Regions from separate parts of the Homo sapiens genome. Here region 1 is linked to region 2. Evidence: chromatin contacts called from ENCODE Hi-C or POLR2A ChIA-PET data. All regions are on one chromosome and are shown on one strand. The core of a region is the stretch at or near the end of the contact, and the rest is flanking DNA. Distances in the headings are between cores, read along the strand shown. Region 1 overlaps LOC105377668 (a long non-coding RNA gene). Region 2 has its middle 55 kb from the start of CHAER1.

Evidence for each region. Hi-C counts contacts between places; a loop is a spot of excess contacts on that map. ChIA-PET counts read pairs that join two places held with the same protein, here RNA polymerase II (POLR2A). Pooled maps may share reads with other maps.
Region 1: a loop to region 2 is called in a map of B cell, with 7 times the contacts of the local background. The contact joins two enhancer-like sites. A Hi-C loop is called at or near these places in 12 of 168 maps with a recorded cell type or tissue (B cell, CD4-positive, alpha-beta T cell, CD4-positive, alpha-beta memory T cell and 7 more), 27 of 37 single-sample maps with no recorded cell type and 20 of 50 pooled maps. POLR2A ChIA-PET finds 5 or more read pairs at or near these places in 15 of 52 experiments (AG04450, CD4-positive, alpha-beta T cell, CD4-positive, alpha-beta memory T cell and 11 more).

The regions. Positions count from the first base shown.
Region 1 is chr4:56,796,821-56,802,889 of GRCh38, forward strand. LOC105377668 (a long non-coding RNA gene) reads left to right here. Exons shown (of 3, transcript XR_941082.2): 2 at 2,682-2,763; 3 at 3,305-4,097. Among named protein-coding and RNA genes, the nearest start is that of SPINK2, 22 kb to the right of the region's middle. Within about 2 kb of position 3,476, at least 32 of the 41 ENCODE cell types and tissues checked have a DNase peak (open chromatin) inside an H3K27ac peak, as active enhancers do; they include B cell, CD4-positive, alpha-beta T cell, CD8-positive, alpha-beta T cell and 1 more, where a contact is called at or near this core.
Region 2 is chr4:56,756,366-56,762,645 of GRCh38, forward strand. It overlaps the pseudogene LOC285453. Among named protein-coding and RNA genes, the nearest start is that of CHAER1, 55 kb to the left of the region's middle. RefSeq lists enhancers at 1,427-1,496, 1,827-1,886, 2,017-2,186, 3,158-3,999. Within about 2 kb of position 1,251, at least 26 of the 41 ENCODE cell types and tissues checked have a DNase peak (open chromatin) inside an H3K27ac peak, as active enhancers do; they include B cell, CD4-positive, alpha-beta T cell, CD8-positive, alpha-beta T cell and 1 more, where a contact is called at or near this core.

The DNA.
Region 1 (6,069 bases), core at 2,226-4,725, 43 kb after region 2:
AGTAAATATTCCTAAAGTATTCTTTTGTAGTTCTGCCACCCTTGTTTGTTATTTCTGCCATTAAAATAGAGTGGCCAGGCGCAGTGGCCCATGTCTGTAATCCCAGCACTTTGGGAGGCTGAGGCAGGCAGATCGCAAGGTCAGAAGATCAAGACCATCCTGGCTAACACGGTGAAACCCTGTCTCCACTAAAAACACAAAAAATTAGCCAGGTGTGGTGGCGGGCACCTGTAATCCTAGCTACTTGGGAGGCTGAGGCAGGAGAATCATTTGAACCCGGGAGGTGGAGGTTGCAGTGAGCCGAGATTGTACCACTGCACTCCAGCCTGGGCAACAGAGCAAGACTCTGTCTCCAAAAAAAAAAAAAAAAAAATATATATATATATATATAGAGAGAGAGAGAGAGAGTGTGTGTGTTAGGCAAAAAGCCTAGGATGCAATTGTGATGTAGAACAAGATTGACCTTAATATTTATCCTCCTTATGCCCTTATCATCCAGTTTGCTGGTTTCTGGAACCCTGATCATGAAGATAATATATTATCAACTCATCCAGATTATGCTGCTAAGGTAGGGAGGGATACCATATAGACTTCTACTCATATGCCAACATTGACTAGCCTGCATAGGCTGCCAGCAGCACTGTGTTGAGGATTCCCTTTTTTTTTTTTTTGAGATAGAGTCTCACCCTGTCACCCAGGCTGGAGTTGTAGTTCACTGCAACCTCCACCTCCTGGGTTCAAGCGATTCTGCTGCCTCAGCCTCCTGAGTAGCTGGGATTACAGGTGCCAGCCACTATGGCCAGCTAATTTTTGTATTTTTTTTTTAGTAGAGATTGGGTTTTACCATGATGGTCAGGCTGGTCTCGAACTCCTGACCTCATGTGATCCACCTGCCTCAGTCTCCCAAAGTGCTGGGATTATAGGCATGAGCCACTGTGCTCGGCCTTTTTTTTTTTTTTTTGAGATGGAGTTTTGCTCTTGTCGCCCAGGCTAGAGTGCAATGGCACGATCTCGGCTCACTGCAACCTCCACTTCCCAGGTTCAAGTGATTCTCCTGCCTCAGTCTCCCGAGTAGCTGGGATTACAGGCACCCACCACCATGCACAGCTAATTTTTGTATTTTTAGTAAAGGCAGAGTTTCACCATGTTGACTGGGCTGGTCTCAAACTCCTGATCTCTGGTGATCCACCTGCCTCGGCTTCCCAAAGTGCTGAGATTACAGGCATGAGCCACCATGCCCGGCCACCTTGAGGATTCTAAGGCTAATTCCAGACTCTGTGAGAAAGCATGCGATGATAGATTAGTAACACCTGCTGTCAACTGGCAGCATGCCTGGGAACTTGCCTAGAATTTGCCATCCCTGTGTTAAAAACTTAATATATTAGCTTTCTATAGGACATTTGCATGTTAAAAGAAGAATGTGAAGAAGACAACCATTTATTAAAAGACTGATGAAATATGGAGGCTCAGACATTGGTAGGTCAGTGGGATATATTAAATACATTTTGCAGGAGCCATAGAGATAGTTGAGGAAGGTGGAAGCAACATCTGTTCCACAAGAAAGAATCAGCTTGAAAGTGTGCAGAGAGAAATTGCTTATCCTAGCCTTACTAACTACCATTTTATAGACCTAATATTAACTCAAAATTCTGGTTAAATGTATAAAATATGTCCAAGGTACTGTGATTTATTTTGTGATTTATTTAGTTTCTATTTAAAAAACAATTTTCCAGGCTTCGCATTGTGCCCTGGCTAAATTGTTTATTTTATTCTCCTTTGTCTGATGTGAGCCAAGATGCCTGGGAAGGCGGGCTTATAGAAGGCATGGAAGGTACTGTGTGTGATTTTCCTACTGGACTGAGCACATCTTTGGTGCTCAACAAATAATAAACCACCTAAGTGCTGCCACGTACTTGGGAACCAGCTTTTTTCCCCAACAGAGTCTAAATGAGAAGCTCCTGGCTCAGCAGCACTGAGAACTAAATCCTTTCAGCACCTTAGTTGTTTATGTAATCCCAGCACTTTGGGAGGCCGAGGCGGGGAGATCACTTGAGGTCAGCAGTTCAAGACCAGCCTGGCCAACATGGTGAAACCCTGTCTCTACTAGAAATTCAAAAATTAGCTGGGTGTGGTGGCGCATTCCTGTGATCCCAGCTACTCAGGAGGCTGAGGCAGGAGAATCGCTTGAACCCCAGAGGCAGAGGTTGCAGTGAGCTGAGATTGCGCCACTGCACTCCAGCCTGGGTGACAGAGTGAGACTCCGTCTCAAAAAAAAGAAAAGGAAGAAAACAGTAACAGTAGCCACCAAATCCACTGCAAAGAAAGGAAACAAAGGTACTGTTGATTACAAGTCCCAAATATATTTACAAGCATTTATTTAGTGTGTAAAACCACACTACCCTAAAAACTCTGTAGCAAATGCTCCTTTTGAAAGATTTTTCTGCATGAGTAAGACTTGTTGCAACTTTTGAAAATATATGGTTTAGAAAGACAACTTTCCCTAATAAATCACCTGTGGCAAACAAAGGAATTCTTCACTCTTCCAAAGACCTCCAAACCACATTGAAAATGAAGGTCATCTGTCTCACACGTATTCATTGCCGATTTGATGTGCACAGATGCCTGTGAAAGTCTTTGAATAGAAAACGCTTCTACAGTGTCGCCTTGCTCTTCCTTTTCAGAAAGAAATTCGCTGCCAAACTCCGTATTTGAGATCCTGGACCTTCCACGCTGCCCACATCAGGAGCTTTAGCCAGCAGCCTGGTCAGTGTTCTCAGGCCAATGCGATGTCATTAGGGCTTGGTCCAGTAATCCAGTGGTTTCTAGTATTAGCTTTAGTCACTTAGGGTGTACTTATTTCCAATATAGTGAAGGTCTTTAACGTGGGAGTCGAAAGCCCAAACCATTTCAAATCATGGGTGGAAAACACGCATGAAAATGGTTTATAAAGTATAAACAACTTTGTAAACAGTATAGCCAAGCAAAGATAGAATGTTATATGCATTGCCTGAAGTAATGCATAAAGGCAGAAGTTTTAGCCAGAATGAAAGATTGTGAACTGGGGGAGGGACAGGGGGCGGCAGTGTTGAGGCAGAAAAGCTGGAGAAGAAGAGTGGGAACTTCCTCCTCAACTTGCTGCCCATAGAGAAGCACGCCCCTCTTCCTGATGGCTGTGGGAACTAGGTCAACCTGGACCGCTAAGTTTGAACCCTATCGTGGCAGCTTTTCAAATCCCTTTCCTGGACTCCTACTCCAGAAGGCAAAATGGTTTCGGTTTGTCTTTATTTCCCATCTTTTCACCCAGGTCCTCAACTACATGCTAATCCCCGCCGGACCATCGTTCAGTTTTATTCACAGAAACGGTGCCTTCAAGAAATCAAAGCATAAGAGCCTTCGGAAGCAGCATGTAAGTGCAACGTAACTTTCCCGAGTTTGGTGACGATGAATCGATGAATCGTAGACTGCAGGCTGAGCCGCCTGAGCTGGGAGCAGCAGCAGTTCTCAGGGAGCCACTGCCCCCTGGTGTCTCCACACTGGCCAGGAAGCATTTTTGGTCATGATCTGTAAGAGATTATTGCTGGGCTCTTTCTGACTCGTGCCTTCATCTCATGGCTTTTAAAATCAGACCTTTCTTCCTCCTCTCCCCCACTCTGATTTTTAATAAGACCCATTTTATTATAATTAGCAAAATAGTGTATACTCCTTGAAGAAAATTTGAGTATGATTATTTAATTTCATTAATGTTTTAATGTATTTCCTCCCCCAATTTTTTTTCTTTCTACGTATAAGGAAATCTAATTTTACTTGGGGACAGAAGAAAAGCCACAAAAACTATGAAACCTAATTTTATCATAAATGTCACATAAACACGATCCCCTGCACAGTAAGAAAACCAGTTTTTGAATCTGCTAGAATACTAAGAAACAGAGTTGATGTTTCTCTCTTAAACAATATAAAACATAAAGGATAGCACTTTAGATCATAGGCCCTCATAAAATGTGCCTGTAGTTTCAATACTATGGATTAAGAATACTGGAGCGGGTTTTGGCCGGGCTCGGTGGCTCACGCCTGTAATCCCAGCACTTTGGGAGGCCAAGGCGGGCAGATCACGAGGTCAGGAGTTCGAGACCAGTCTGGCCAATATGGTGAAACTCCGTCTCTACTAAAATACAAAAAGTAGGCGGGCATGGTGGTGCGCGCCTGTAATCCCAGCTACTCAGGGGGCTGAGGCAGGAGAATCACTTGAGCCAGGAAGGCAGAGATTGCAGTGAGCCGAGATTGCGCCACTGCACTCTAGCCTGGGCAACAGAGTGAGACTCCAAAAAAAAAAAAAAAAAAAAGAAGACTGTAGTGGGCCAGTGGGCCAGGCATGGTGGCTCACACCTATAATCCTAGCACTTTGGGAGGCTGAGGCGGGCAGATCACTTGAAGTCAGGAGTTCAAGACCAGCCTGGCCAACATAGTGAAACCTTGTCTCTACTAAAAATAGAAAAATTAGCCAGAAATCGCTTGAACCTGGGAGGCAGAGGTTGCAGTGAGCCAAGATTGTGCCACTGCATTACAGCCTGGGCGACAGAATGAGACTCCGTCTCGAAAAAAAAAATACTGCAGTGAATGCAACTATAGACACTCATTAAATTAAATATTATCTCATTTTCAACACAGAAAAATAAAACTCCCTGCTTTAAAGAGAGAATGTGTCAATTATGTAATTTGGCAGTCTAAATGGTCCCGTTATTGGCAACTGCTTTCACATGTGATTGATCATATTGCTAAATATTGTGTAGGTATGTTGCTTCCTCTCACCATGGAGAATATAGAAACAGAGGCTTAGATCTGGGTATTATAGAAGGAGGTGAGAACGAGGTCTTTGCTTCCCCAAGTTCCTTTTCTTCTGTATTTTATTCATTGTGTGTGTCAGTTAAATGCTTATACAATACAATATAAACATAGTTGTATGATGTCAGAGAGTAACTGTGGATGAGAACTGGAATGGGGTAGAAGGAAGCTTAATGGTTTCAATATTTTGTCTGATGCTTTATTTTCTTTGAAGACCCTGCGACTAAGAGAGGACATTTCAGTATGAGCCGGAATTTGATCTCAACTAGGAGTTTAGAGAGGGACAGGTGAAAGAAGCCCTGGAACATGGGTTCTCAATTTTTTTTATGCTGAGATCACTTTAATTCTATGGGAAGAAAACTCCATGGCTGGATGTGGTGGCTCACTTCTGTAACCCCAGCATTTCAGGAAGCCAAGGTGGAAACCTCATTTGAGCCCAGGAGTTTGAGACCAGCCTGGGCAACATAGTGAGACTCCCATGTCTATTATTTAAAAATAAAAATAAAAAAGGCCAGGTGCAGTGGCTCACGCCTGTAATCCCAACAATCTGGGAGGCCGAGGCAGGCAGATCACTTGAGGTCAGGAGTTCGAGACCAGCCTGGCCAACGTGGTGAAACCCCATCTCTACTAAAAATACAAAAATTAGCTGGGCGTGGTGGCGCGTGCCTGTAGTCCCAGCTACTCAGGAGGCTAAGGCAGGAGAATCCCTTGAACCTGGGAGATGGAGGTTGCAGTTAGCCAAGATTGCACCATCGCACTCCAGCCCGGGCAACAAGAACAAAACTCCGTCTCAAAATAAATAAATAATAAAGACAAATAAAACAAAATGCTTTTTTTGTTGTTTTTATTTTTTTAATTATACTTTAAGTTCTGGGTTACATGTGCAGAACGTGCAGTTTTGTTACATAGGCATACACGTGCCATGGTGGTTTGCTGCACCCAACAACCTGTCACCTACATTAGGTATTCCTCCTAATGCTATCCCTCCCCTAGCCCCCCACCCCCTGACAGGCCCCAGTGTGTGATGTTTCCCTCCCTGTGTCCATGTGTTCTCCTTGTTCAACTTCCACTTATGAGTAAGAACATGTGGTGTTTGGTTTTCTGTTCTTGTGATAGTTTGCTGAGAATGATGGTTTCCAGCTTCATCCATGTCCCTGCAAAGGACATGAACTCATCCTTTTTTATGGCTGCATAGTATTCCATGGTGTATATGTGCCACATTTTCTTTAT
Region 2 (6,280 bases), core at 1-2,500:
ACTTCTCCTCTGTATGTCTTCTGTAGTATGTCTGTGTCTTGTCTGTATGTCTATCTTTTTTTTTTTTTTTTTGAGACAGAGTTTCGCTCTTGTTGCCCAGGCTGGAGTGCAATGGCACCATCTCAGCTCACCGCAATCTCTGCCCACTGGGTTAAAGCGATTCTTCTGCTTCAGCCTCCAGAGTAGCTGGGATTACAGGCACCCCGCTACCACGCCCAGCTAATTTTGTATTTTTAGTAGAGACGGTGTTTTTCCATGTTGGTCAGGCTGGTCTTGAATTCCCGACCTCAGGTGATCTGCCCACCTCAGCCTCCCAAAGTACTGGGATTACAGGCGTGAGCCACCACGTCCAACCCCTCCGTGTGTCTATCTTATAACGATACATGTGATTGCATTTGGGGTCCACCTGGATAATGCCGAATAAGCACCTCCTGTCAAGATCCTTAATTTCATCACATCGGCAAAGACCTTTTCTCCCCAGCAAGGGAACATTCACAGATTTAGGGGTTTGATGTGGATATCTTTTGGGGGGTCACTTTTTGGCCTACTGTACCACTCCTATATCCTAACAACAGAGTGAAACCTATAAAAAGGGGGCCATGATGCTGTCTCCCTACTTTGCCCTGCACTTTAGCAGCACAGGGTAGCAGTGCCAGACACTGGCAGCAGAGTCCAGGACATAACATTGAAATTGAACTGACTTAATCATAAGGATGCAAGATAAACTCCTGTGAGCATTCAGAAATATCTAAGATGAGAAGCAGAGAGGGCTAGAATCCTGCATTATTAGCAAGAGGGGACAAGGAATACCCTTCGACCTTACTATTTGACAGCTTTGTACATGAAAAAACTAATACACAAAGCCCGTGGTTGGCTTGAAGGAGGTAAGGAAGAGACTCTCTGTATCCTCTGGTTGTGACTGTTCAACCCATCCCAAGGGATGTAACTCCCAGTGCAGTGTGCTCTGACTCACAGGGAACAGCCAGCTTAGTGCCTGTCAAGGCCTTCCCTCCCAAACCCCAGGCAGCTGGATTCTGCAGGCTGGTTCTGGATCTGGGTGGTACTTTCCAGGCCCAGCCTGACACCAGTTTTAAAGGCCACCCCGGGTATCTATGGGCTCTGGGAGACGTAGGATGGAAATGACCCAAGGCCTGGGATATACACCAGGCCACAGCCAGAATGCAGGCAGTTCAGGCAGCATGTGTAGTAAATACACACTAAGATGTAATCCAGCAGGCCCCCCTGTACCACGCCCCACAGGTGGCACCAGCGTATAAAACAACCTGACAGCTACGGGCTGGAGAAGAGACACAGGCTGGCCTGGACAGGGTGTAGACATTGTTAAACACTTAGTTGAGTATCTGTGGGCAAGTCTTGAGATCGCTAAGTAGAATCTGAGCTTTGTTTCTTTGGTTTTTGGTCTTTTTTTTTTTTAAAGAAAGTACAAATACAAATTATGTGATTCCCTTTTCTCCTCTTAGACTGCCTTGCTCATCTGCTGCTTGGTCGAAGCCATTTGCTCCTCCCCCACACGCTTTGCTCATCAAGCAACCAGAGCGTTCCTGCCACCTGAGTCATTCTGTCCTGTGCTGCTCTGTCACCCTGTGAGTGTGAAGCCCCTGCTCCGGCCCTCCAGGAGGAAGGAGGCAGAGTGAAGCCAGGCATCTCTGGAGCCATGCGTTTGGCTTCAAAGTAGGAGGGACTGGGACTCTTAGGATGGAAAGTCTAGGGTAGGAGGGCAGGAGCTTGACTTTCAGCAATAAGGTAGGGAGGGAGGTGGTTTTACTGCAGAGGACTGGGTTTTACTTGCTATGAGCCTGTTTAGCTCTTTAAGAGCTGAACCTAAGTGTTTTTTTTTAAATATAGTTATTTATTTTGGGCTCCAGCTTCCTGCAGTTGCGGTTTCTGTCAGACTAGTTTGTTAAAAAAAGCACTTAGAACACATACCAGAGGACAGGAAGAAAGCAAAATACTGGCACTTTTGAAAAGTGTTGTTTTTACATGACTTGAATTTTAGTTCCTACTCAGGGTTAAAGGAAGTTCTCTTCCGAATAAAGAGTGCCTGTTGGGTGAGAGAGGATTTGCAACTGGAGTTGGAGATTCTGTGTCATTGGAGACATTTGTTCGTATGCATGGGCTTTAAAACACCAAGAAAAAATATACAGGAGAGTCCTTCCTTTTGTTATATACTAGCTGTGTTCCTGAAAACGTATATGAAAACATTAAAAAACTGATCCCTATTCAGAACGCAACAGGTGAGCTCACTAAAGGGCTCTTACCAGAAAGTCTTATAAATTGAGGCACTTGAAGGGCTGGGACTAGGGTGAGGTAAGGAAGGGGATGCCTAGACTCTCGGTAATTAGGATAAATGGTATTTTAATGCAGTATTTTAGCAAATCAAAATTAATGCAAAAGAACTGATCATGAACAATAACCAAAATATTAAGTAAAGATAGGATTCACCCCTTCCCCATTCTTTTTGGGGGTTTCAAATATTTGCAATTGCTTTATTTTTTGTTTTGAGACAGGGTCTCACTCTGTCACCCAGGCTGGAGTGCAGTGGCACGATCATAGCACACTGCAGCCTTGACTTGCTGGGCTGAAGCAATTCTCCCATCTCAGCATTCTAAGTAGCTGGGACTACAAGCAGATGCCACCACTCCCGGCTAATTTTGTTTGTATTTTGTACTGACAAGGTCTCGCTATGTTGCCCAGTCTGGTCTTGAACTCCTGAGCTCAAGCGATCCTCCCGCCTCAGCTTCCTATAGTGCTAGTGTCAGAGTCATTTGAACCAGAACAACTCCATTTTGAATAGAGACTGGGTAAAATAAGGCTGCGACCTACTGGGCTGCATTCCCAGAAGGTTAGGCACTCAAGTCACAGGATGACATAGGAGATCGGCACAAGATACAGGTCACAAAGACCTTGCTGATAAAGCAGGTTGTGGTAAAGAAGCCAGCAAAAACCCACCAAATCCACGATGGCAATGAAAGTGACCTCTGGTCATCCTCACTGCTCATTATATTGCTAATTATAATGCATTAGTATGCTAAAAGACACTGCCACCAGCGCACTGACAGTTTACAAATGCCATGGCAATGTCAGCAAGTACCCTATATGGTCTAAAAAGGGGAGGAACCCTCAGTTACGGAAATTGCCCACCCACTTCCCAGAAAGCTCATGAATAATCTACCCCTTGTTTAGCATATCATCAAGAAGTAACAATAAGTGTAAGCAGCTGAGCAGCCCATGGCGCTGCTCTGCCTATGAAGTAGCCATTCTTTATTCCTTTACTTTCCTTTCTTTTTTTTTTTTTTTTTTTGAGACAGAGTCTCGCTCTGTTGCCCAGGTTGGAGTGCAGTGCCACGATCTCGGCTCACTGCAAGCTCTGCCTCCTGGGTTCACGTCATTCTCCTGGCTCAGCCTCCTGAGTAGCTGGGACTACAGGTGCCCGCCACCACACCCAGCTAATTTTTTGTATTTTTTAGTAGAAATGGGGTTTCATCTTGTTAGCCAGGACGGTCTCAATCTCCTGACCTTGTGATCCGCCCGCCTCGGCCTCCGAAAGTGCTGGGATTACAGGCTTGAGCTACCACGCCTGGCCTGTTCCTTTGCTTTCTTAACAAACTTGCTTTCACATTACTCTGGATTCGCCTTGAATTCTTTCTTGCAAGAGATCCAAGAACCTTCTCTTGGGGTCTGGATCAGGACCCCTTTCCAGTAACACTAGGATTACAGGCATGAACCACCACACCTGGCCTAGAATTGTTTTCATCAAACCAGAATGTAGGACCACTATGTAAAGAGGCAGTGGGGGATCCATGAGGTCCAGGAGTGGAAAGGAAAATGGGAGTTTAAATCTGCTGTGACCATATGTGGGAGCCTGGACTGACATTCTCAAGGAGTACTGCTGACACATTTACTTTCTTCTTTTGTTTCTTTATGCCTGGTGGGAAGGAAGTCCTCCTCCCGGTAGAACTGCCTTTGCAAAAATTATAACAGTGAGACAATTATGGCAGTGAAGGACAGCTGATCTGGCCAACCTCCATCTTACCTTTGGACTTCAGGCTGCCCTTAATTAATCCTAGGCTTAGGCCAAGCTAACTTTGGGAGACATCTAGTTTCTTTTTTTTTTTTTTTCTTTGCAAGAGTCTGCTTTTAATTTTTATTTTATCAAAGAGAATCACTTAAGTCAGTATTCATTTGAGTAATCTGGCTTAAATTAGGGAACAGTCAACACTGGATTGCCATTTTAAGTTTCCAGATTAATACAAAATTAGTGTCAATAGTATAGGTTAAGCTGAAAACTTTTATAGTCAGAAGTACGGTGAGACTCAGTTTTACCTATTAAATCAGTTTTATCTATAAATCTGATTTTGCTGTAAAATCACGCTAATATTACACGCTTCAAAAAACATGCTTTTCCTTTGAGAAACTTTCTACATCTCAGCCGAAATGCCTTAATTTCATAAAATAAATGTTACAATACAAAAATCTTTTGTAAAAATATCAACTATATATGAATTAAAATCAATCTCTTCTTTTGTTAAAAGTTACCTGTAATTAAGAATGTCAGAACAACTGAGCCCCCATTCTAAAGTTTCTGTGGTGAAGTCATCTGTATTTCCTAGGTCAGTAAACCCAACAACATAATCTTGTGTTTTCCCATCTTTTACCAGTGCTAGTATGGGAATGACTTTGATATGCAGTCTCTCACAAAGGAAAGGTGCTTTTTCCACATTCAGCTTCAAAAATTTGGTCTCGAGGTGTTTCTCGGACAATATCGCCAGAAATCTGTCTAGTATTTTACACCTGAATGTGGAGTCTCTGTAGAAATGGCAAACCACTTTTTTACTCTCCTTGACTTCTTGAAAAAAGTCTCTTTCACTAGGGATTTCTCTGTATTCCCCATGTCCTTTGGAAAGCCATTCTTGTTTCTGCTGTTGAGCTTTCCTTAGTGCCTCGAGTCTCTTTTCTTTAATGTGTTCCAATTCATCCTCATCCATCTGATCCAGTTTTTGAATTTCAGAATCCAAATGTTCTTCCACCAGTTTGGTAGTCTGAAGCAGCTGATTCTCCAGGACTTTGGAAAACATGTCAACAGATGCATCAGCTTCCATTCTTCTGAATGGTACAGAGTTCAGCCTGGGTGCTGAGCTCTCGGTGATGCCTGAGAAGTGAAAGAGCAGCAGTTTCAAAAAACAGGTCCACTCCGGCTTTAACCTTGCAGTAGCTGCCAGCGGCTAGGGAGACATCTAGTTTCTAGTTTAATTGATAGCAACCCTTCCCAAAAATTCAACCGCCTTTGTAAAGCTAATGAGAGACCACAAGACTAGGATGATAGAGAAGCCTGAATTCTGCTAAGGTGTAGACATAAATGATTGCCAGCCATTATTCTGGGGATCACAAGATATCCAACTTCCCCAATTACTCCTCCAGATACCATCACTATTGTATAACCTATGATTGGCCTTTGGAGATATCTTTTCAGGTTTTTTGCATGTCACAACCGATGGCTCCACCTGGACTTGGTCACGGTTCCTGTGGCCCCAGCCAGAAGGGGCTCAGTGAGGATGAAGACCATTTGCCACACCCCTATGATTGCGCCCCCAACCAATCAGCAGCAAGCACGATTGCCTAGCTACCCCTTCCCCTAAACTATCTTTGAGAAACCCTAGCCTTTGAATTTCCAGAGAGATCGATTTGAGTAATAACTCTGTCTCCCAAGTGACATGATCAGCCTCGTGTCTATTAAACTCTTTCTTTATTGCAATGCCGTCATCTCAGTGAATTGGTTTTTGTCTGCGCAGGGGGCAGGAAGAACCCACTGGGTGGTTACACCTGGGCAGGTGCTGCTTCCCTGAAGGACCAACTACGCCATGATGAGGAAAAGGGTAGTGTGTGGGTACTTTTCGTTCTGTCCCACCAGATCCACTTTGCTCCCTGCTCTGTGCTTTGGTGAGCTGATCTTCTTGAACTCTATCAGCAAAGATCCCTGGGGTCCTGTGTTGGAATTGGGTTAGGAAAATGGGAGGTAACAGCAGGAGATCAGAGGTTGGGAGAAGAGAGAGGTCACAGTATTGAGTCCCTGGCTCCTTTCCAGCTGGGCTTCAGGTCGGCTGTTTACCTAACTGGTCAGTTTCTTTTCTCAGCTCTTCTCTCTGAGCTTTGTAACCACCCTCAATCTCTTTTGACCTAAAGGTGATATTCTAGCACTGGCATGCCTCAGCATCCCTTATAGGTTTCCCTCAACCCTTTTGTAAATAACCTTTTAGTAATC